Linked DNA regions of Homo sapiens: regions 1 and 2 are each linked to region 3. The links are chromatin loops, found by intact Hi-C in ENCODE. Cell type or tissue: PC-9. All regions are shown on one strand. Each heading gives the region's core, and the rest is flanking DNA. Links, peaks and the distances in the headings are about the cores only.

What was found. Hi-C counts contacts between places; a loop is a spot of excess contacts. Peaks named below come from ENCODE experiments on the same cell type or tissue, not always from the same donor. Only the 100,000 strongest peaks of a DNase experiment are listed, where the experiment ranks them.
Region 1: it touches region 3 in a loop (2.4-fold over the local background); 2 of 110 quality-filtered maps call a loop at or near these places.
Region 2: it touches region 3 in a loop (2.4-fold over the local background); 4 of 110 quality-filtered maps call a loop at or near these places.

Annotation. Positions count from the first base shown.
Region 1 is chr12:28,161,132-28,169,729 of GRCh38, reverse strand. It overlaps the pseudogene IFT57P1. Among named protein-coding and RNA genes, the nearest start is that of CCDC91, 25 kb to the left of the region's middle. In PC-9, for the core only: no CTCF peak of the experiment used is centred there; no DNase peak of the experiment used is centred there.
Region 2 is chr12:27,903,926-27,912,523 of GRCh38, reverse strand. No RefSeq gene overlaps it. Among named protein-coding and RNA genes, the nearest start is that of PTHLH, 65 kb to the left of the region's middle. RefSeq lists enhancers at 5,576-6,374, 6,375-7,172. In PC-9, for the core only: no CTCF peak of the experiment used is centred there; a DNase peak (open chromatin) is centred at 4,573; H3K27ac peaks cover 1,619 bases.
Region 3 is chr12:27,817,666-27,826,263 of GRCh38, reverse strand. LOC105369709 (a long non-coding RNA gene) reads left to right here and starts at 2,158. Exons shown (of 3, transcript XR_931459.3): 1 at 2,158-2,276; 2 at 5,351-5,476. RefSeq lists enhancers at 1,384-1,493, 3,788-3,947, 3,968-4,037, 3,487-4,686. In PC-9, for the core only: CTCF peaks have their summits at 4,702 and 4,902; DNase peaks (open chromatin) are centred at 3,713, 3,883 and 4,873; H3K4me3 peaks cover 1,940 bases; H3K27ac peaks cover 3,762 bases.

The DNA of each region.
Region 1 (8,598 bases), core at 156-8,155, 340 kb before region 3:
CACTGTCTGTCTTTATCAATATGACTACTCTACATTCTTCATGTAAGTGAAATTATATAGTATTTGTCTCTTTCTGACTGGCTTATTTCACCTAGCAGAATGTCCTCAAGGTTCATCCACATTTTAGTAAGTGTCAGATTTTCTTCCTTTTTTAAGGCTGAATAACATTCTGTTGTATGCATACACCACATTTTGTTTATCCATTCCTCCATCCATCAGTGACACTTGGGTTGTTTCCACCTTTTGGCTCTTGTGGATAATGCTGCTATGTACATGGGTGTGCAAGGATCTCTTCAAGACCGTGCTTTTAATTCTTTGGCGTATATACCCAGAAGTAGAATTGTTAGATCATGTGGTTATTCTTTTTTTTTTTTTTTGAGTCGGAGTCTTGCTCTGTCGCCCAGGCTGGAGTGCAGTGGTGCGTTCTCGGCTCACTGCAAGCTCCACCTCCCAGATTCACGCCATTCTCCTGCCTCAGCTTCCCAAGTAGCTGGGACTACAGGCGCCCGCCACCACGCCCGGCTAATTTTTTGTATTTTTTAGTGGAGACGGGGTTTCACCGTGTTAGCCAGGATGGTCTCGATCTCCTGACCTCGTGATCTGCCCACCTCGGCCTCCCAAAGTGCTGGGATTACAGGCGTGAGCCACTGCGCCTGGCCAGTTATTGTTTTTTAATTTTTTTGATGAATCACTATACTATTTTCCATAGTGACTGCACCATTTTATCTTTCCACCAACAGTGCTCATTTTATCGGCATCCTCACCAACACTTACTCTGTTTTTTTGATAGTAGCCATCCTAATGAGTGTGAAGTGGTATCTCCATGTAGTTTTGATTTGCATTAACCTAATGATTAGTGACATTGAACATCTTTTTATGGTCTTATTGGTCATTTGTATATCTTCTTTGGAGAAATATCTATCTATTCAGGACCCTGGCTCATTTTTAAATTGAGTTGGTTTTTTTTGTTGTTAAGTTGTAGTTCTTTACATATACTAGATACTAACCCCTTATCAGATATATGATTCACAAATATTTTTCTCCCATTCCATGGGTTGTCTTTTCACTCTGTTGAATGTGTCCTTTGATACACAAAGTTTTAAACTTTGATGTAGTCCAAATTTATCGTTTTTTTCTTTTTTTGCATGTGTTTTGGTATCATATCCAAGAAAGCATTGCCACCTCCAATATCATGAAGCGTCTCTGTTTCTGCTAAGAGTTTTATAGGTTTAGCTTTTACATTAGGTCTTTGACCCATTTTGAGTTAATTTTATATAAGATATAAGGTGTCTTAGTCCACTTAGTGTTGCTATAACAGAATACCTTACAATGTAAGGCAACGTAATTTACACAGAAAAGAGGATTATTTAACTCATAATTCTGGTATGCTAGCAAGTTCAAGATTGGGCAGCTGCATCTGGTGAGGGCCTCAGGCTGAAGAGAAGTGGGGCAAAGATATCACATAGCAAGAGAGTTAGCAAGAGAGAGAAACCAAGGAAGCCAGACCGTGTTTAACAACCTGCTCTCTCAGGAACCAATTCATTCCCATGAGCAGGAGGACTCACTCACTCCCTCAGGAAGGCATTAATCCATTCATGAGGGATTAGTCCCCATGACCCAAACATCTCCCACTAGGCCTCACTTCCCACCACTGCTATGTTGGGGATTAAATTTCAAAATGAGTTCTGGTGGGGACAAATCACATCCAAACCATAACATAGGGTAAGTTTCCAACTTCATTCTTTTGCATGTGGATATCCAGTTTTTGCAACATCTTTTGTTGAAAGGACTGTTCTTTCCCATTTAATGGTTTTGACACCCTTGTTGAAAATCATTTGACCATATATCCAAGAGTTTATTTCTGGGCTCTCTATTCTGTTCCATTGGTCTATTTATCTGTCTTTATGCCAATACCACAGTTTTAATTCATTTAGCTTTGTAACAAGTTTTGAAATCAGGAAGTGTGAGAGGTTCAACTTGCTTCGTTTTTCAAGATTTTTTTGGCTATTTGTGTTCCCTTAAGAGTCTATATAAATTTTTTCTTTTTATTTATTTATTTATTTATTTATTTATTTATGTTTTTGAGACAGGGTCTCGCTCTGTCACCCAGGCTGGAGTGCGCTGGCATAATCATGGTTCACTGCAACCTTGAACTCCTGGGCTTGAGAGATCTATATGAATTTTAAGGTGAATTTTTCTTACTCAGCATAAGACAAGAAATTGTTGGGATTTTGATAAAGACTATGTTAGACCTGTAGATGGTTTTGGATAGTATTGGCATTTTAGCACGATTAAGTCTTTCAATCACCAATATATCTTTAAGGCTAAGAACAATGGCCATTTTTTTTCTAATTTAAAACACTAGAAAGACACCATAAACATTTTATGCTATTGTTGAGGGAGTGAAAATTTGAATGGTGCTGTTTATTAAAAAATTGAAACAACCAGTGTAATTGACTAGTTTGGTGAAAATTAATCTGAAGGCCCTTGATACCTTCATAATACCTAATCTTCAACATCCAAGAATGTAATGTGTCTTTCCATTTATTCAAAACTTGTCTCTCTAAGAAAAGTTTTATTGATTACTTCATGCACTTTCTATGGATTTGTTAAGTTTGATCATGATATAAATAGGTATGCACACACATATGTATGTGCATATATATTACTATTGTAAATTTTCCCCGCCACATTTCATAACTGGACTTTGTTTTTGTTGGCATGAAGAAAAATTCATAAGTTTCTACTGATTTTAATTCATTTGGGTTTTATAGAGTAAAAGAAAATCACATCTGACAATAATGAATATTTTGTTCTCCTATCCTGTAATTACACCCTGATGTTCGTGGACTAAAGTTTACAGAAATACGTCAGCAAATAATAATGGTATTAGCATGCATCATGTACTATTTCTGACTTTTGCTGGAATGCCTGTAATGTTTTATCATTAAACATGATAGAACCTAATGATATATTATCATATTTTTAAATATCTATTTTTAGTTTATTATGGGTTTTATTTTTTGATTAAGGATCGGATATTGAATTTTATCAAATACATTTTCTATATTATATCAATCAGTAATCATCCAGGAAAACAGAAGTTACTCCATGTAATTAAGATACAAAGTTTATTATAATAATTATGAGCTTATTCAACTGTTGGAAGACCTGAAAAAACAAAGATCAGGAAGTTCAAAACTCAAGAGCTCAGCCTGAAACACCATGGCAGGTAGTTGTCAAGGACTCTCATGACAGCCACTGTGAATCTCATATTTGCTCATGTTAGTTTCCAACTGCCTCCAGAGAAGTGGTTTCTCCTCTTGTGTCCTATAAATCTCTCTCTTTTTGAAATTATTTACTTATTTATTTATTTTTAAATTGTATTTTTATTTTCACATCTTTAGAGACAAGGTCTCACTTTGTTGCCCAGCCTGGAGTGCAGTGATGTGATATAGCTCACTGTAATCTAAAACTCCTGGGCTCAAGTGATCCTCCTGCCTCAACTTCCTGAGTTGCTATGACTGCAGGCACACACCACCAGGCATGGAATTTTTTTTTTTTTTTTAGAGACAGGGTCTCCCTATGTTGCCCAGGGTAGTCTCGAACTCCTAGTCTCTAGTGATCCTTCTGCCTTGGCCTCCCGAGTAGCTGTAGTGTAGCACTCACACTACAGGTGCACGCCACAGTGCCTAGCTATTTATTTATTTACAGAGACAAGGTCTTGCTATGTTGCTCAGGCTAGTCTCAAACTCCTGGACTCAAGGGATCCTTTCACCTTGGCCTCTCAAGTGTTGGGATTACAGATGTGAGCTACCATGCCCATCTACCCTATAAATCTCCTCAATCCTTCTTTTTTTAAAAAAATGTAATTATTTTATTAAGCATTATATTCAATGTAAAGGCTTTAACCACCATAATCACCATGATAGAATATGTGTGTATGTATAAAAAATACCCATTGAACATGCCTTAAGAGGTATAATTATGTTTTTAAATCTATGCAACATGAGATGTAATTTGAAATAAAGAACGACTAATCAGAAGCATGAAAAAACCCTGTTTTAATATGAATCTATTGCTGATTCTGGAATAATGGTCACGTGTATGTCCTTAGTCACACTGGGTTTCTCCAGTTTTGATTAGAGTAATGTGTGTTCCACAACACCAATTCTAATGTCCATCTGAACAGTTTCTTGCTTCAGTTTTGTTAAGCTCTGTTTAATCTTAACCAAAGAATCACCACCTCTTAACCAAAGAATCACCATCAGTCATGCTGCTGCACTTTTCTTCCATTTCTAGTTTTACATGTTCTGTCTTCTGTAGCCTCAGACAGAAGTCTGGTCCTTTCAATTACTCCACCACTTCCTTGCTGGCTCCTTACATCACTCAGCTGGGTTTGAGCTGCAGGATATTCTTGAACCCTGTGCTCAAGCTGATGGTTGATGTACTTTTCACAGTGGCTGATCTTTTCCAAAGTCTTACTAATTTCTTTTAAAAATTTATTTATGTATTTATTTTACAGGCAAGGTCTTGCTGTTGCCCAGGCAGTAGTGCAGTGGTGCAATCATACCTCACTGCAGCCTCAAACTCCTGGGCTCAAACAGTCCACCCACCTTAGCTTCCCAAGTAGCTAGGACTGCAGGCATGAGTCACTCCAGTTAACTATTAACTTCATTATGGAGTTTGTCAAAAAATCGCTTGCTCTCTTTTAGAGAAGATTCAATTCCACTTTTGTGCTGGTACATTTGGTCAACATGGATTCTCTGATCCATTGCACCTTTCTGCAGTATTTGGCTGCAGAAAGAAGCACTTGCTTCTTATTGGCAAATTCTAACGAGGAGTGGTAGCCCTTGACTTCTGCTCTGCAAATGTCAGGAGACCATAAAAAAAGAACAAAAGTCATGCCCAGCTAGATTGTTGTTTGCATATGATGGCAACAGAAAGACATTCTCTTATATGTATGGCTCAGAAAGTATACCACCCAAATATTCATTTTTTTTCTTAAACTCATGTTCATTGAATATTTTAACATCTAGGAGTTATCAATGTAGTTATACCTTATGTAAAATGTGATTATTCCTAAAGAAAATTGGGCTATAGATACAATTGTTAATTAGAGGGTTAAGGGAACCAAGGAAGAGGAATATGGGTGTACATATTATGGATAAAAACCCAAATATCCTTAATGAAAAATGTATCAAGAGGTGTCCCAGCCCAATGAGAGATGCATCAAAATAAACAATAAAAGAAAGGAGAAATGATAGTAAAAAAGGAATTGGGAAGAGTACCAAAGGTAGTTCAACAGTGAGTTCAATTTAAATAACAGAAATCCTGATGCAAACTTAATGCCACTGTCAACAAATTTTGAGATGTATATTTTCAAATATTGAAGATAAACATTAATAGAATTTAAAACAATATAGCAACATAAGGATTTAAAATTTTACAATAGTCATATGAAATTGAATATGAGGGAATTTGGTTTTATATTTTGTATTATATTTATTTATTTATTTATTTATTTTTATTTTTTCAGGCACAGTCTCACTCTCTTACCCAATCTGGAGTGCAGTGGTGTGATCTCGGCTCACTGCAACCTCTGCCTCATGGGTTCAAGCAATTCTCCTGCCTCAGCCTCCCAAGTAGCTGGGATTACAGGTACGTGCCACCACACCCAGCTAATTTTCATACTGTCAGCAGAGACGAGGTTTCACCATGTTGGCCAGGCTGGTCTTGAACTCCTGACCTCAAGTGATCTGCCTGCCTCGGCCTCCCAAAGTGCTGTGATTACAGGCATGAGCCACTGTGCCTGGCCATCTTTCATATTTTTTAAACACTGTTGGTAACAGATAAATCTATATAATCATTTTGTAAGGTAATTCGATAACACATTGCAGATTTTTTCTAAGTGCACAACCAAGTGTTTCTACAATTAAAACTTTTTTAAAGAAATAAGCAGATAACATGCAAAGATTTATATATAAGAATGCTCTTTACATTCTTGCTTATGATGGCAAAAATATAGATCTATCATCTTTGTTCTCATCCCTTTGTCTCGCCACCCTTTTTCTTCTGAAAACTAATTTTATTTTCTGCAATGTTGCTTCTTTTCTTATGAAGACTTTTTAAAAAACCCATTGCATTTTTAGTTTATTAAATCTTCCCTTTTCTCATTCAACCACTTTTAAATGTTGTCCTTTTTTAAAAGATTACTTTCCATTGTCTCAGTTTATAGACTTGCCTCTGATCTTTCCTGTTATTTCTTTCCTTTCCTTTTTTTTTTTTTTTTTTTTTTTGGAGACAGAGTTTCTTTCTTTCTTGTTGCTCAGGCTGGAGTGCAGTGGTGCAATCTCGGCTCACTACAACCTCCGCCTCCTGGGTTCAAGTGATTCTTCTGCCTCAGTCTCTTGAATAGCTGGGATTACAGGTGCCCACCACCACGCCTGACTAATTTTTTGTATTTTTAGTAGAGATGGGTTTTCATCATGTTGGCCAGGCTGGTCTCGAACTTCAGACCTCAGGTGAACCACCAGCCTCGGCCTCCCAAAGTGCAGGGATTACAGGCGTGAGCCACTGTGCCTGGCCTCCTCTGTTATTTCATAAGAGCAGGTTCTCTTGACTTTTTCCTCAACGTGGCTCCATTTGCCCTAAAACTATTAGGAATCTCTTGAGTGTTGTGACAGGTCAATGGTACCCTTCCATAGTTTCTAGTACCAATTCTGGGGTTAAACCATTCTTGAATTTCAATAGGAAGATGTTAATTGAGGTTTTAGACAGCTGTGTTCATGCTGCCATCCTAACCAGGAAATGCTCTTTGGATTGTGCTATATATAGTATTGATAGCAGTGTGATGATTATAGCAGCAGTGTGATGACTATAGCAGCAATGTGAATAACAGACAAGAGGGATGTCCAGATCTAAGACAGAGGACCTATTTATGGGGATATAAAAAATATTCTAGGAGAAAAAAAGAAAATGAGGGTACAAACTAAACCTACTTCATCAAAATGGAGAACAGAGGGTAAATTTGAAAATTATTTAATTGGTATTAATTACAAACATGGTGGTTTATTCATGTGGGGATTGAGGGAAAAATGACATAAAGAGAATTTTTCACAAATATCTACCTTGGATGACTGGGCTAAGGATAGATTGCTAATTGAGACAGGAAATAGTTGATGAAAATCAGAATTCTGACATTTGGACAATAATTTCAGTTGGAACTTACAGAGTTTGAGTTATTTAAAAGAAAGTAGGTGGAAATGCCAACTAAACAATTCAAAATATAAAAATGAATCTTAAGTTTGGAGATGGAGATACGGATTTGAGCATTTTCGATGGACTGTAGTTAAAACCAGAAAGAAGGGAGGAGAATAGGCTGAGGGTGGAACCCAGAACACCAATATTTAAGAAGTGGTTAGAAGAAAATCTAGCGATGGGGGCTGAGAAGCAACAGTTTAATAATTAGAATTAGGCTCTGAGAGTGCGGCATCACGAAAGCCAAATTAGGAGAAAGTTTCAAAAGGAAAGAATAGCCAAAGCATCAAAGGGACTAGAGCCATCACAGGAGGGGATTGAAGAGTGGCCATAGGAGATGGTGATTCTGTCATTAGCAATCTCAGAGCTGGATCACTGGACTGTCAGATGGAATCTGTTGGAATGTTGTAGTGGCTTTAGGAGTTAGAAAAAGCTGACGAAGCTTGGCTGAAAAAGGAAAGGAAGACATGTCTTTCAATTACCTATGAAATATTTCCTTGCCTTTTTTTTCAACTTTATGTACATCTTTATTAAAGTAAAAATTCAGAAAAGTGTGCAAATCCCAAATGTGCAAGTCAGCGAATGCTCACAAAGCAAATACACTCACGTACACTCCTGTAACCCACACACAGTCAAGAAACACACTGCCAGATTCTCAAAAGCCTCTTTTGTGGTCCCTCCTTTCACTACCCATCCCCCATTTCTACCAAGCATAACCATTAACTTGACTTTTAACACCGTAAGTCAACTTGTTGTCTCTGTACTTCTCCGTCTTTTGAAATAAAACTTACCTAATGTAATTTAATATTTTTTCAACAAGTTAAGATCATTATTATGAATATTAATTACAGGATGAGGCAGTAGTAGGATTATTGGTCTTGTATTCCTAGATCCTGGCAGAGGACCTGAAGCATAATGGATGCTGCCAAATTAGTTGAGTGAAGGAATGGATCTTCATAATCCATTCCCATGCTATTAATCTTACTATTTCCCAGTGTTTTTATTTTTTATTTTTTTAATTATTATTATTATTATTTTTGAGACGGAGTCTCCATCTGTCGCCCAGGTTGGAGTGCAGTGGCGCGATCTCCGCTCACTGCAAGCTCCGCCTCCCGGGTTCACGCCATTCTCCTGCCTCAGTCCCCGAGTAGCTGGGACTACAGGCGCCCGCCACCACGCCCGGCTAATTTTTTGTATGTTTTAGTAGAAACGGGGTTTCACCGTGTTAACCAGGATGGTCTCGATCTCCTGACCCCATGATCTGCCCGCCTCGGCCTCCCAAAAGTGCTGGGATTACAGGCGTGAGCCACCACGCCTGGCCGCTACATACCAGTTTTT
Region 2 (8,598 bases), core at 439-8,438, 86 kb before region 3:
TTCAGTACCTATACCTCTAAATACAGAATACTTTAAGTGAGATTGAGCCAACCCTTTAGAGAGAGAGTAGGTTGCAAAGAGCTTAAGAGAAAACAACTGCCACAGCTTTCATCCATATTGTCCTTCAAAGGGAGAGCTTAATTTTTTCTATTGTATATTTCTCTGCTATAATTCAATAATATTTAAGTACTCAGTATACGCTACAACACTAGATATTTTCTAGATCTTGCAAAGATTAAAATAAACACTTCTTCCCCAACTAATGAAGTTGTTAATATGGATATATTCAATTCTCAGAAATGTCTTATCAAAACATATTATTCTAAAAATATGCCTTTGTGCCTTTAATTTTAAAAGTGGGCTATTGGTTCATACACAGGTCCTTTCATAAACCTAAGGTTTCCAACAGTGAAAAAAAAATCTGTTATTGGTCCTGGAGTATTTGCTATAATGTATTTTCTTTTTCGCTTCATGACAATTAAATTCATATCATGACTGACACATCTTGCTATTTGGCCTTTCCAATCATTGACGCTCCTTCTTTAAGGGGATTACTTAACTATCTTTGTAAATGATTATTTTTATTTTTTTCTGAATATAACTTGAGGAATTTTTCTCAGAATATCTAAGTCAAATTCCATCTCTGTCTCCTAGAATTGAATAACTATGTTAATCACATGATTGAACATCAAAAGGCTAAATAAATGACATAGTCTCTTGGTGCAAGAAGCACTATATGGCACGAAGAAATGACAGGTATAATCTAAAGATGGATTTTCCCTCATGCAAAAAACAGCCTAAAAGTTTGAAGGAACGTTATAAATCATCTAATATCATTCTTATCTAATGAAGGAATCTTGTATATAGTATGACTGACAATTGATAAATACTTTGATTCATCCATGTATCCAACCATTCACTCACTGAACAAATATTGGTCATCTACTGTGTGTGAAACATCATGCTAATTGCTGGAGTAAGATAATGATGCGTAAAAACAGACAAGGTCCATTTCTTTCTGGAGATTATAGTCTAGAGGTGGAGGGAGAGACAAAATGTAAAACTGTGACATGCACTATAAGGAAAGGTATCCAGGGCTATGAAAATGGGAAGGATTGACTCAGTCAAGGAGGTTGAAGAGGGCTTCTCTGAGAAAACAGTGCTAGAGATGAGATCTGAAAGAAGAGCAAAAATTGACTATGATGAAGAGGGAAGGAAAACATGTTCCAAGAATAGGAAACTACATGTGCAAAGGCCCTGTGGCAAGTGTTTTTAAAAAGGAAAAGATGGCCGGGTGCGGTGGCTCACGGCTGTAATCCCAGCACTTTGGGAGGCCGCAGGCAGATCACGAGGTCAGGAGATCAGACCATCCTGGCTAACACGGTGAAAACCCGTCTCTACTAAAAATATAAAAAATTAGCCGGGCGTGGTGGCGGGTGCTTGTAGTCCCAGCTACTCGGGAGGCTGGGGCAGGAGAATGGCGTAAACCCGGGAGGCGGAGCTTGCAGTGAGCCGAGATCACGTCACTGCACTCCAGCCTGGGCGACAGAGCGAGACTCCGTCTCAAAAGAAAAACAAAAAAGGAAAAGATAACTGTGATTGGTGTAGAAAAGGCAAGGCGATGAGGCACGACTGAAACATCCCATGCTGTGTTAAGGCAGTGAAGAAACACCTAGGAAGCTTAAGAAGGGATGTGGTGTTACCAGATTTCCAATAGAAAATTCACTCCAGCTACTGTGTAGAGAACAGAGGGGTAGAGTAAAACTAGCTAGGAGTTACATAAGGGTCCAGGAAGAAGGTGATGATACTTTGAACTAAGGTAATGATGGCAACCATGGAGAAGAAGTGAACAGAAGTAAAAGGTGGGTGTGTGGGAGGTAAAATTGACAGGGCTTCCTGAGGGACTGGATATAGCGCCTGGCTAATTTTGTATTTTTATTAGAGACGGGGTTTCTCCATGATGGTCTGACTGGTCGCAAACTCCTGACCTCAGGTGATCTGCCCGCCTTGGCCTCCCAAAGTGCTGGGATTACAGGTGTGAGCCACTGCGCCCAGCAAGGCAATGTATCTTTACTTTAGTTAATGGTGGTGTTAGCAGAGGTGGTGATGGTATTAATAGTGGTAGGACAGCAGTTTTGTTATATCCTGTCTCTTCATTCTCCTCTAGAAAATATCTTCCCTGGCTGGGCACGGTGGCTCATGCCTGTAATCCCAGCACTTTGGGAGGCCTTGGCGGGTGGATCACTTGAGGCCAGGAGTTCCAGACCAGCCTGGTCAACATGGCAAAACCTCATCTCTACTAAAAATACAAAAATTAGGTGGGATGATGGGGCACACCTGTAATCCTAGTTACTCAGGAGGCTGAGGCACAAGAATCACTTGAACCCAGGAGGCGGAGTTTGCAGTGAGCTGAGATCGCACCACTGTTACTCCAGCCTGGGCAACAGAGTGAGACTCCATCGCAAAAAAAAAGTTAAAAGAAAGAAGATATCTTCCTGTTATCCTTAGCCTCCCTAGAACAACTACCCTACCTCTCCTGCTATTCTCACCCAGGCCCAAACATGTAAGTATATTAATATTATCTCTTTCCAACTCTCAGATCCTATTCACACCACTACCATCCAACTACAACTACAGTGGAGCGTGCTCTTGCCAAGCTGCTCTTCCTAGTTTTCAATCCACTGGACACTTTACATCTCTTACTCGGCTACATTTGATATCCCAAATGCCATCTTCTTAAAATGGTTTTCCCCTTGGATTCTTTCCCTGTCTCCTTCTCTGATTCCTCCCGCTCTATCTTCCCTTTATATTGGCATTCCCCAACATTTATCCCTAGACCAATTTTCTTCTCACTCTACACACTAACCCTGGGCAATATTACCCTCTCTTATCTTCCTATATGCTCTTGATATCCAAATATAATAGATAGCTCCAGTTCTGATCACTCCCCAGAATTAATCTGTCTACTATCAATGAGCAAGTGGACAAAACACGGGAACATTTCAAAACATCACTTTTTCCTCCCCCAGCTCCAACATGCATGCACATGCACACACACACACACACACACACACACACACACACGATTCTTTTCTTATATTCTCTCTGGGTGAGTGGAGCCAATTGTAGTCATTTTCTCAATAAATATCTATTGAAAGTTAACAAGTGCTTGCACATATCTAGCCAATGATGAAAGCCAGAAACGTCAGAATCCCAATTCCTCTCTCCTCTTATTCCTCAGATCTAATGGTTCGTCAAGTCCTATACATTCTATCCCAGAAACACATTTCCGACAACTGATCTCTTTCTCTCCACCCGCTTCTGCTACTGAATTAGCTCAGAGTCTCACTGCATCGCAACCATCTCCTAAACTATTTCCTGGTCGTCAGTCTCTTCCACTCCAGTCCCTGTTCCATGTGGCCACCAGAATAAGCATGAGAGTATAATTTAATCACATTACTTCCTTATAGAAAAACCTCCACTGACTCTCTTGCTTGCCAGATTCCATAATATTGCTTTAAAAAGTGATTTACAATTGAAATGCAAATGTGATCTAATTTTGTTTTACTCCCCTACTCTGAAAGCCTGAATTGCTCTTCATCATTTCCTGGCATATGCTATACCTGGTCAATTTTCTACACAATTCATGCAATGGACTGAGCGTTTGTGTTCCCCACAAAATTCATATGTTGAAATCCTGAACCCAAGGGGACTGTATTAGGAGGTGGGGCGTTTGGTAGGTAATTAGGTCATGAGGATGGAGCTCTAAGAAATGGGAATACTCCTTATAAAAGGGACTCCAAAGAGCTCTCTCACCCACTTCTGCCATGTGAGTTCACAGCAAGAAGACGGCTTTCTATGAGCCAGGAAGGGGGCTCTTGCCAAACTCTGAATCTGCCAGTGCCTTGAACTTGGACCTCCCAGACTCCAGAACTGTGAGAAATCAATGCATGTGCTTAGGCCACCCAGTTCATGGTATGGTTTTAGTAGCCTGAACTGACTAAGATGATTCACATTATAAACCCTAACTCCAGGATTACCTTCTCTGGTAAGCGTTTACCAATTCTTCAGGTAAACAAGCCTCTGGTTTTTTTTTTTTTTTCCATTGTCCCGGAATTTTTTTCTTTTTTTTTCAAACTCATATCTTAGCACTTAACAAGATTTATTATAATTATTTATTTATATTTTAGTCTGTCACACTAGATTATGATCTCCTTGCATATCGGGGTCTTGTTTATTTATCTTTATACTTTCACTGCCTAGCACAGGACATGGCATATTGCAGGCAATCAATAAACATTTGCTAATTAAACAAAACAAGGAGTTAAAAAGTAAGTGCATGGAAGAGAAAATGTCATGCCCAAGGCACAGAAAAGCATGTTGTTCTTTGTGTATGTCTAGCAGCACAGTATGACTGGTGCTTATAATAGTTGAGAAAGGATGTAAGAGAAGAGTTTGGAAAAGTAGGTTAGGGTCATATTGTGAAATGTATATCAGGCTGAACTTATATTTTATCTCATAGGTGATTAAGAGGCTATGAGGAATCAGCCTGTAATTTTTAGTTTGAAATTCTTATGGTATGATTTTTATGGGCTTATAGTTTGAAATTCCAGCTGTATGATTTCTATCAGTTAGACTTTGGTAGCTGACAACAGAAATCACTCTAACTAAGAAGAAAGGAATTTATGCTACAATACCAGGTATGTGGTTCACAAAAACATTGGAAGGCTTGGAAGAGCAGACTACGCAGAGGATCTAGGAGAACCTCTCAGTCTCCAGAATCACAAGACGCCCCTTGGTAAACAATGTTGCCCCCACCTGTGCCGAAAGTTGCCAAGTAAGGAAGCTTCTGCCATAGTCTGCACCAATAAAAATGGGTGCCTTGCTTAACTCAGTTCTGAATTCATGTTTCATACAACTACATCTGATTGATGGAACCTAAGTTACATTTGAAAACCTAGCTGTAAGAGGATCTAGGAAATGTAATTTGTGGCTGCCAGACTCTACAATACTAGAATGAGGTTGGAATGGATGATGAGTGAGGCAATCTGCTGTATCAACCACAGTTCTTATGTTTCTAAGTACGTATTTTATTTGGGGTCAATGAGAGCTCTTTACTTCCTATACTGCAGATGGTGTATTAGTTATTTACTGCTGCAATAATGCCAGGTAACAAACCCAGATATCTTAGTGGCTTGTAGCAAAAGACATCTGTGTTCTTACTCTCAGGTCTGCAGGTCAGCTGGGTGGCTCTGACTCAGGCTGCAGTTGGGCTCTATCTAGTCTGTCCCACATGTCTTCACTGTGAGGCCTAGGCTGAAGGCGGAATAGCACAGAGAGTGTGCTTTTCTCATGACAGATCCCAAGAGTGCAAAAGAAAAAGCTACACTTCATGAAAAACATGAGAAGCTCCCTATTATAAAAGCAGCAAAATATCTTGCAGATTCATTCCTGAATGCTAGAGAAGTAAAACAGTGCCCCCCACCCAATATAGAAGAGGGGAACTAGCAAACACAAATTGTCTTCACAATCAGACCAACCCTTTGAGACTAGAATGTAGCAAACTAAAATGAGATGTAGACTGAGTCACAGCCTTTGAATCTTGTGAGAAAAGAAGCTAGGAGAGGATCAGGAGCATGTTCTTTGAATAATTTCATGCTTCTTGCATCATCCTTGTTTATTTCCCTCTTGTCCTCTCCATTTATTCATATAATAAACAAGTATTAACCATCTAGTATGTACCAGATGGTGGGCTGAATGCCTAGGAGTCAACAATAAGAAAGACAGTGAAATGCCTTTGCAAACATTATAAAAGTGAAAGAGATCTGATCTGGCCCACCCGAACTCTTGCCTTTAGCTTTCAAGCTGCCTTAATCATTCCTGGGCTTAGGCTGAGCTAACTTAGTTTATAGTTTAAATGATATTGGGCCTTCCCCAATACTCAATTGTCTTTGTAAAGCTAATGAAAGGCCATTAGCCTGGGGAAAGAGAGGGATCTGAGTTCTGCTAAGATGTAGACATAAATTGCCAGACATTCCTGCAGATAATACCAGTATTGTAGGTTGGCCTTTGAAATATCTTTTCAGGATTTTTACATGTCTGACACTACCTGGACCTGCCAATCCTGCTCTTGTGACCTCACCCAGAAGTGACTCAGCACAAGAGGACATCTTTGACCCCCTATGAGTTCATCTCCTTCCCAAGAAATCAGCAGCAAGCCTACCCACCCCCACCTTTTCCCGCAAACGGACTTTCAAAAACCTCTAACCTACAAGCTTTGGAGGAGATGATTTGAGTACTAACTCCATCTCCCACATGGAATGGTTAGCTTCGTGTCTATTAACTCTTTCTTTACTGCAATGCTGTGGTCTTTATTTGTGCAGCAGGCAGGAAGAACCCCTTGGGTGGTTACAATAGACATAGATCCCTGGAGTATAGAAGCCAATATAGATAAGTAACTAGGTATTAATAATTAAAATAGTGTGGTGTAAGCCAAAAATAAAATTATAGGCCCCCCAAACAACTGGATGGACCCCTCATCTTGGCCAAGGGGATCCCAAAGAAACCTGAAAAACTAGTTCAACCTGAAAAACTAGTTCAAGCCACGATGGGAAAGGAGGTATTGGACATGCCTCATTATAGCTTTTACCTTTGGGGTTGAGGCAAAACTGATCAGCATTAACACCAAACTAAAAATCATAAGAACGACAAAACAGACTCTTTGTGGCAATAAGATACCCAGCTCCAACCTGACTTTGGAATGGCATTGCATGACAGATAACAGGCCCTCAAGGAAATCAGAGTATGTTACCCCCAAATATATTTGTTTGACATACTTTGAAATGCCCTGCAAAACTGTCTCTTGTAGGGGAATTTGCATTCTGTAGACTCTTCTTCCCCTTCTATGTATTTTCCGCATCCAGTAGATATTTAACTAAGAGTCTGACCCCTTTTAAGGTATGAAAAGAGACATTTACTTACCATCTGTTCTCTCTGAAGCCTGCTACTTAGAGGCTTCATCTACATAACAAGAGCCTTGGCTTCTGCAGCTCCCCTTAACTCAAGCATTTCTTTCTGCTGATGTCAACTCTTCAGGCAAAACTTAACTCTTTCAACCAACTGCTCATCAGAAAATCTTTAAATCACCTATGACCCGGAAGCTACCACACCCATCCTGCGAGATGTCATGCCCTCCGTGCCAAACCAATGTATACCTTACATGTACTGATTTATGTCTTTGCCTGTAACTTCTGTCTCCCTGAAATGTAGAAAACTAAGCTGTAACCCAACCACCTCAGGCACATGTTCTCAAGACCTCTTGGGACTGTGCCCTGGGCCATGGTCACTCATATTTGGCTCAGAATAAACCTCTTTAAATATTTTACAAAGTTTGGCTTTTTGATCAGCAGTGGTAAGTGCCATGGAATGGAAAGGAACAAGTTTATGAAAGAAGCACCCCATCCAGACTGAAAAGATGAGTGATAACTAACCAGAAAAAGAAAGAATACTTCAGGTAGCAGGAAAGCTGTGTGTGAAACCCAGGGGCATGGAAAGAGAAGAAAGCCTGGTGTTTGAGACACTCTCTGAGCCCCCCATAGATGGAGTGGAGAATGTGAGTGTGAAGACTGACATGCAAGCCAGGGCCAGCTCACAAAAGGCCTAGTAAGGGTTTAAGAGCAAAGAGCTAGAAAGTTTTCACTTTGCTCCTTAATATTTAGGCAGATATTTTTGAAAGAGAAGATTTCATAGGGCATGATTAGGAGCTTTGAGTGGGAACAGTAGTGGTGGCAGTGTCAGTCAGAGAGGCCCAGAAGGAGGGAGTGAAGCTGATGAGGTGAGCCAAGTTGGGGGTGTCTGTCCTTCTGGTGCCTTCAAGCAGATGTCCTCAAAGGAATCAAAGTGAGGCGTGCCCTCTCCTCCCCTCAATTGGGAGGTATATCAAAATCACCCTGTGGATTTTGAAACCACCTTTGCAAAAGTTATAACTGAGGAAATTATGACAGTGAAAGAGATCAGACCTAACCAACTCTATCTTGCTTCTAACCTTTAAGCTGTCCTTATTCATTCCTGGGCATAGGCCAAACTAACTTTGGGAAGAAATTCAGTTCATGGTTTGACTCTGAAACAAAATTGATAATAGCCCTTTCCCAAAAAGATACCTGACTTGCCTGGGACCAGTCTGTCTTTGCAGGACTAACAAGTTAGCTACAAAGATTAGAAATTATGGTTTAGAGGTCACGCAGCCACTGGCTCCAAGAGTCTGAACCTCTCCAAATTGCTCCTGGGGATAACATCACTATTGTAAAATCTAAGATCAGTGCTTGAGATATTTTGCAGACCCTGCACTGGATGGACCAGCTGACACCACCCAGACTGGTAATCTGGCTCAACAAGTTCTGCCATCCCACTTAGGAACAGAAGACAGCAAGAAAAACTCACTTCGACCCCCTGTGATTCCATCTCCAACCTGACCAATCAGCACTCCCCACTTCCCAAGCCCCTACCTGCCAAATTATCCTTAAAAACGCCAACCCCAAATGCTCAGAGAGACTGATTTTGAGTAATAATAAAACTCCCATCTCCCACACAGCCAGCTCT
Region 3 (8,598 bases), core at 348-8,347:
GTGAATAGAATAACTGCTACTCAGGAGTGTGACTGAGACCCAATCAAGGAGCTTCTGAGTTTGCCCAACTGGATTTCAGACCTGCTAGTGATCGTTGTGTGCTTCCCACTCTGCCCATCTTTGGGCAGGAATATCAATAGTGGTTATCCAATGTCTAGCTAAGCCTGTATGTTGAGTGTGGGGGACAAATAACTTGTCTTTGCAGCCCACAGGTGTATGGATAGAAAGAAATGGTACTCAAGGAACTGTCCATATGGAATTACACCTGACAAGCCTCATCTGCACCCAGGCCTGAATATATGACAATAATCTAGACCTCAGGTTTATGCTCTAATGGGATGAGACTTTTGGGGAACTTATGAGGAGTTAAGAGTATTTTGCCTATGGAAGGGATATAAATCATAAGAACCCAAAAGATGGACTGTGATCACCAACCTCCAAGGTGGCACCTATAATTTACACCCTCAGATAGTCTTCTTCTATCTTGTACCAGAATTGGTCTACGTGACCAAAAGAATAGAGTGGAAGTCGTGTTCTATCACTGTGGCTTCTGTCTTGTCCTCACTCTTGGGTCACTCATTCTGGAGGAAGCCAACTGCCATGTCATGAGCAGCTCTATGAAAAGGCCCACAGGGTGGAAAACTGAAGCCCCCAGCCAACAGCCACGTGCATGAGCTCAGGGGTGGACTCACCAGCCCAGCCAAGTTTTCAGACGACGGCAGCCCCAGCCTACATCTTGACTGAACCCACACAAGCAACAGAGCCAAAATCACCCAGTGAAGTTGCGCCTGGATTCCTGACCCTCAGAAAGTATATGAATAATAAATATCTGTTTATTAAACTGATAAGTTTTGGGGTAATTTGTTACATAGAAATAGATAACAAATACAGATAACTAATACGGAAAAATGTTAAAGTGTGGCATTAATATGGTTAAAAACAACAAATGTCTATGTGGTTAAAAGTACATATATTTATTATCTTAAGATGATTTTTAATAACAGACCTGGAGTGTGATAATTAAGACTTGTTTGCCGCATGTCACACTATATATGATATACAGAAAATGTTTTCAAGAGTCAAGGTGTCATCCCTGGAGAAAGGAACACAAACCTATAACCTATTAGTGGTCAGGGAGGTAAATCTTTTGCTTTTCACAGCATGCCAAGAATGTCTTTTGAGTGATCTCCTTTTGATACATGTTTGGTGCCAGAACAGCTCTGTAACTGGGGGAAATGCTAGAGGTTATTGTTTTGCATGCTCCCACCTGGGAGTAAGGCGGGGAGTGGATTTTAATCCACTTCAAAGAGCCTAAAAAGGCATAGGATTCAGTGAAAACTGAGATGGGCCTTCGAGTGACCATAGCTCAACTCCTGGATCCCCAACTTAGGAAAGAGTTTTCAAGCCCAGTACAACAGCCAGGGTGGAGACCGGGACGGCAGAGACAGAGGGCTGGAAGAACCTAAAAAGAGTGAATTCTGTGAACCAAAGTTTCCACGATATTGAGGATAACTGAGGCATCTTCCTCGCCTCTGACTGTGACAAAACAAGCTGGAACTGACTGGAACTAAATAAAGCGACAGGAAAGGGAGGACGTTCTTGTCAGCAATCCTCCGTTTCAGCGGGTTGTTTTGACTACAGAGTGAGTAGCACTCATCATACCGAGAATTGACAAGAACTAATCTTCTTCATGGTCAAAATACATCTCCTTGGCTTCTTGTATTTCAGAAATCGTCGTCTCCTGCCTCATTCTGACCACATTAGAACCTGGGGTCGTTGGACCACATTTTTTTTTTTTTTTTGACCCTACCCAGCAGCAGTTTAGATGTCTTTTTCATTACTCTCTTTTTCTTTTCAATGTTACTTTAGTGCCAGTGCAGGGAGCCAGATGGAAACTAAAGCCCTCTGTTTATGACTGAACAGGTACACCACAAACAGCAGTGCAAATGTTCCACCCCACTGCCTCCCACACACCCAGACTGCCCCAAGCCCCACCTGGAAGGACCAGCTTCTAGCAGGGGGATGATGGTTCCATTTCTATGCTTATTGAACCTGGTAATATTTGCTTAAGAACATTTGAATAGAGGCCCCTCAGAAAATTCACATTTCCATATTTACTGGGGGATTTTTGTTTATTACAAATGAGGTTAAGAAACCATTCTGTATACTTGCTAAGTGAAAAGAAGCAGGCTACTAAAGAACATGCCAGTAATCTTAATTTAATAAGCATTTTTTTAGCATTGACTATACCTCAGGACCTGTGCCGGGCACATAAGGTGAGTATAGATGAGGCTATGCGAGGAGTGTTATAATCCCCATCTTTCAGTTGAGAGAAGGAGGAGCAAAGAGGTAAAATAACTAGCCTAATAGAAGATGATTACTTCTGGGAAGTAGGGGAGGGGTGCAGCGGGCAGCAGCTTGTACCTTTTTATACTGTTAGAATTTATCATAAGCATATATTATTTTGATGCATTTGACAAGATGTGACAAGGAAATAATTGCATCTTTTTAAGAAAATCATTTGCTTAAAGTCACAGAGCTAGTAAGTGACCCAGTCAAACTCCAGAACCTGGTTTATGGGGCTCCCCAGTGTAGGAGCTTCCTCACTCTGCTATGACCTTATTGTTGGAAAATGGATTTTATAACCATTGGCCAACACGTGCATAGCAGTTACCTCTGTGAGGCAGTCTAGGGACACTATGGTAGCAGAGTGACTACATAAACTATCCTTCAAACTGGGACACTCTTGAGAGCGAAAGGGGGCACTACTTGGACTGAGACTGTCCTAGGAGCACTAGGATGTATAGCCTGATTGTGAGTGACTGTTTTCATTATGCCATGTACAGACAGTCCCCAACTTAGGATGGTTCGACTTATGATTTTTCATCTTTACAATGGTATGAAAGCCATACACATTCAGTAGAAACCCTATTTCAAGTGCTGTATTTTGATCTTTTCCAAGTTTAGTGATATGTGGTACCACACTCTCTCACGATGCTGGGCAGGCGCAGTGAGCCACAGCTCCCAGTCAGCCACACGACCACGAAGATCAAAAACTGAGTCTCTGCAGGGCACTGTGTTGCCAGCATTTTTTGGATACCATGTTTTGTGTTTTCACATGCCATCTTGTCCACAAAATGGCCATCTATGTCTCCTGCTTCTGGTACAGAATTTAATAAATTACATGAGATATTCCACACTTTATTATAAAATAGGCTTTGTGTTAGATGATTTTGCCCAACTGTAGGCTAATGTAAGTGTTCTGGGCATATTTAATGTAAGTGTTCCAGGCTAAGCTATGATGCTCAGTAGGTGAGGTGTGTTAAATGTATTTTTGATTTACAATATTTTCAACTTATGATGGGCTTATTGGGACGTAACCTTGTTGTAACTTGAAGAGCATCTGTATATCAAATATTCTGCCTTAAGCATGTATTATTTAATAAGTAGAGGGACAGTATTGTGTACCTTTAAAAAAAAAAGAAGAAACCAGTAATTCTAACTCTTGTGAGTCTGTATTCTTTTCATTCAAATCATAAAGCTAAATTCACATAAATCAAATTATTTACCACCATAGTCATATAGTGCTAACAGCCATAAATGTGGCAATCACTGTGATTGAAATGCTAATGTTTCATAAGAGTGGGTGGAAACCACTCTTTCAGTTACCCCTCACCAGGAGCAGGGGAGCAACCCTCAGTTCATGGCTTTCGCAGTACAGGTGGCAAACCCAGAGGTTATGTAACCCTCCCCAGAGGTTACCCTGCAAGTTAGTCAGCTTCCACTCCACCTATTGCCGACTTCCGCTGTTCCACCAAGCTGAAAGACAGTTTCCAGTTCTCTGCGGCTATTCATAACTTTCTCCAAAAAAATGAAAGCCAGCTTCGGAAGAACGTATGTGTTACCTTGGCCACATCGTGAACCAATACACAAACACCATTTACATCCAGGCAAGACTATCAGTAAATAATGTAACCTGACTCAAAACAGAACATGAACATTTCTCAGTAGGGGCAGCCTCGTCTGGACCAGTTCAGATGACTAAGGAACCTCAGGAAGTGGAACCATGAATCAGAAAGAGACCTCCTTTCCTCTGACTCAATGCTGAGCTCATGAGCCCAGGTGGTGTTGGAGGATACTGTGTTGCTGGAGGTGCTGAACGCCTCACAAATATACAGAAACTAAGGAAAAACTTATGACTTTTGCCTCTACTCCGTAAACCAGGCTCTGTGATCACATGGTATTAATTACTTTTCGTATATTATTTAATCTCATGATAGTATGTGTTCCAAGTTATCGCCCCATTTTAAAAGTAAAGAAACTGAGGCTCAGAGGGCTTCCCAAAGCCCCACAACCAAGTTTGTTCATTGCCAGTGCTTTTCCATTATATTACACTGCCTCTCAAGGGAAAGCAATAAGAATTTAAACAGTGTAGAACATTCTCTGAGCCTCCTCCTAGTCATCATTTTTACTATGGTCTTTGTCACTTCAATTTAGATAAGCTCTTATCAGTAGTAACAGACCTTTTAAATACTTATTTCATTTCTTCCATTCTATTCACAAACTTGAGAAAGTATTTACTACATAATTTTGAATATAGTTATAATAATTAGAGTATTAGCTATTTTTCTCCCACATACAGAGAGGTCTAACATGTATTAAGGAATTAAGAAGAGAGTGAAGAGTGTGCTTTTTCAGGAGTGCATTAACTCCAGCCTCAAAAGCAGTGCATGAGCAGCCCATGTGTCTCTGGGTGCACTGAACCCCCCAAAAGGAATGAGAGCCGCAGATGACCACACGTGGCCCCTGTGGTTAGGTAGGCTGAAATCTGGCGGACTCCTCAAACGCGGTTTGGAGCCTCTCAACTTAGACGCAATGCTTGCAATTTGGATTTTTACCACTAGGTGGATGGTAGTGCTTTGTATATTAATGGTTTTGCTGAATCCTAGTAAGCTTTCCCCAGCAACTGATAAACATTTACATTTATAAAGTAAGTTCCACCAGCTTTAATTAAAGACTATAAACTCCACTGAAAAACAAGACTTTACAACTCAAACAGGATGAGAGAACAATAAAATCGTGGTATAAAAATTTAGTTTGTAATACACAATCTCAATTATACTGTTTTGTAAAAATAACTGCTTTCTTTCTTTATAAAAAATTAGAATTAACAAATCTGATTTTGGATGAAGAGTGCTTTTTCATATTGCTATAATTCACTGCCTTTCTCCCTAAAATTCAGTTACTGCTGATAATTGCTAAACCTAATGCTGGTTTTACTTTTTCTATTTTTAAAAGGGAAATTTAACTTTTTTTCCTGTGTTCCTTTTGTTTTGTTTTGTTTTTCCAGTGGTCAGGAGAGTCTCAGGCTGCAAATGTGACTGAGGCGAGAAGCAGTGACAGCCTCTCATGCTGCAGCTATTCCATAACCTGCGCACTTCTGGAAAGATGGTACTTACAGTCCTTCCTCCAGCTGGTATGGCTATTGTGTGGTAAAAGACATGGGTGGTTCTTGATTTGTTCCACTTCCTGGTGACTATCTCCGTGCCTGTCCTTTTCCAATTGTGAACAATTTATTTCTCCAAGGAACACCTTTCTATTCTAATTCCTCGACCTTTGAATCCTAGAAGCAGCATAAAACTATAATAATAAATATAAGTAACACATTGTACTTAAACCCATCGCAGCACTAGGCATTTTATATATATTCACTCATTTTAAGCAACAGCACACCAAATATTTAAGATTATCTATAAAACATCCTAAATAGCTTCATACCTCCTTTTTTTTTTTTTTTTTTTTGAGACAGAGTCTCGCTCTGTCACCCAGGCTGGAGTGCAGTGGCACGATCTCGCCTCACCACAACCTCCGTCTCCCATGTTCAAGCAATTCTCCTGCCTCAGCCTCCCAAGTAGCTGATTACAGGTACGCGCCATCACACCCGGCTAATTTTTGTATTTTTAGTAGAGATGGGGTTTCACCATGTTGGCCAGGCTGGTCTCAAACTCCTGACCTCAAGTGATCTGCCCACTGACAGCAGCAGCACCGTCATCTCAGACAAACACCACCACTTTAAGTTCCAGCTCCCTTTCTAGCCTCATGCATTTCAAGGAAATCACTTCTCTTCTAACTATAAGCAGCCAGAAATAGCAGAGAGTAAAACACAGATAAGACAGCTCAGGCATAAAGGGAGGTGGGGGAAAAGTTCCTTGGGTAACTGCCAATCTTCACCCTCATGCAATGGGCCCCAGTAAAACAGTGGGCCTTAATAAGCACATTCCTTTCCCTTCAGGTGCGCTAAAATAGGGAAGCTAAAAGCAGACTCGGGGGTATGCCTGCAGCTGCAAAAAGATGCATGGGAACAGACACACAACTCTCCCTCTCAGATAAGCACAACAAAGAGTCACAGAAGCAGTCCAAGCCTCTGATAAACTCTCATACCCTAAATCCTTAACAACTTTTAGTGTATAAGAGAGTGTGGCTCTGACCTAACTCGGCCAGAAGTCCCTCTCAGATTTGTTTCCTAAAATAAACCTGTCCTTGTGAACTGGCAAGCCACCCTTCACGTTTCTCTCCTCTTTCTTTAATTCTTACACCCGCCTCAGCCTCCCAAAGTGCTGGGATTACAGGCATGAGCCACAGTGCCCGGCCATACCTCCTTTTTAAATGTTTTTTGCAAAGCATCTATTGAAGAATGCCATTTTTAAGCAGAGATAGTTCATATGTTCACACATATACATTAATATGAATAAATACATCATCACATATACATACTTCTCACCTCTTCTTGGTATATTATTTTCCCAGGTGGTTTGTGGCTCTCTGAATGGTAATCTTCCCTCTTAACGCTGCCTGTCATTCCTCCACTATACCTTGCTACTCAAGAGCATGGCTCTGTGACCAGCAGTAACTGCATTAACTAGGAGCTTGTTAGAAAAGAGGAACCATGGGCTCTCTCCTGACCGACTGAATGAAAATCTGCAGGTGACAAGATGCCCAGGTGAACTGCATTCAGTTACCATCTGAGATGTGCTGCCCTTCCCAACACATCTGATTGGGAAGATGATCACATCATTAAGGAGTTAGGCATTAGGAGCAACTGCAGTGGCAAGGCCAGAAAAAGTTGATAAGTAACACAGGAGTGCCAACCGAGCATTCCAAAAAGGGCCACTAATTAAATGTTCATAGTACACAAAAGAATTATACTTCTCCATGGTGAGTAGTAAGTAATTAAGGTAGGGCCATTCTTTTTTGATGTTGGGGGTAAATATCCTTGCCCTGATGCAAAGGAAAACCTAGCACTAATATCAGAAAACAAGAAGTATTTTCCTAAAATATTTGATCCTATGGACAAAATACTGCACGTTAGCAATCCACCTCTTTTCAAACATGCCTACTCAAAGTTAGTCAATTGTCTCCCCTTTTCAGGTTAATTCATAACCGTAAGAAACATGGCTGTGCTTTGGTCAAGGATAGGCTGAGGTAAACATCCTGAGTGACTCAGCGAGTTTACAGCACAGGCGTATAACTCCACTTGTTATCACAGCCATGTAGCCATGAGATGGGAAGGCCATTCCTTGGCCCTAAGCCGCTATTGTCTGTAAAAGGTATAATTGCCTTGTTGACACTGTGCAGGCATGCTGGCACCAGAGACAGTGTCAAAGCTGTTCGTCTTTGGAGATGGACAGAGGAGAGCCAGGACACAGCTTGGCTCACTTGTGCCCAGAGAGAGAGAGTTAAGCTGCTGACCCTGAAGGCAAGGGAGAGCCAGCTGCACAGCTGCATGTGGGAGCTGGACTAAGCAGCTGAGACAGGCAGACAGTGTGAGAAAGCGTTGATGAGAGCTGCTGCTGAATAAAACCATCTTTCACCTGCCTACGGCCCCCAGGTGTTCTTCCTGCTCATCCACTCACTCCCTCCAGACTGCAGCATGGGCTGGTACCTGACCCTGAACATAATTGGTGTAGTCGGGAACCTGACAATAACTAAATGAAGCAGGACATATTCATAAATGGTCACGTATCCAGAATAGCATGTGTTTCTGTGAAGGTCTTCCCCTCACACCCGATGCTTTCTTCTACAACTGTAAAAATGCTTCAGCAAACTCAGCAATGTTCTTTAATATTTGAGATAGTTAATTAAAATTGAGGAGTCCTGAAATGCCTAGTTAATTAAAATTGAGGAGTCCTGAAATGCCTTCTTTAGATGCCAAGAAGCAATGAGTGTTTTTAGCAACTGTTGAACTATGTGTTTGTGAAATTTAGACTCAGAGGAGGTGATTTGCAAGAGGTTACAGCTGCTGCCACCCTGGCTGCTGTTGCCCTGTCTCCCGGGTTGCTGCCAAGTTGGGGCTGGTGGTTTTGAACTTTAGGAGAGGGAGAGAATTCACTGGCAATAGGAGGATGAGAGAGGAGTGAAGTGCGTGGGAATTGCGTGGCCTCTCCTCTACACTATGGATAGTAATTTGGGGTTCTTGAATACCTATTCCAGATCGTGCCTTCCTGGAATCCCTGTTTGATGCTCTAGCTTAACATTTAAAAGCAAATGTAAGAAAGTTCATCACAGCCAAGCATGGTGGCTCATACCTATAATCCCACA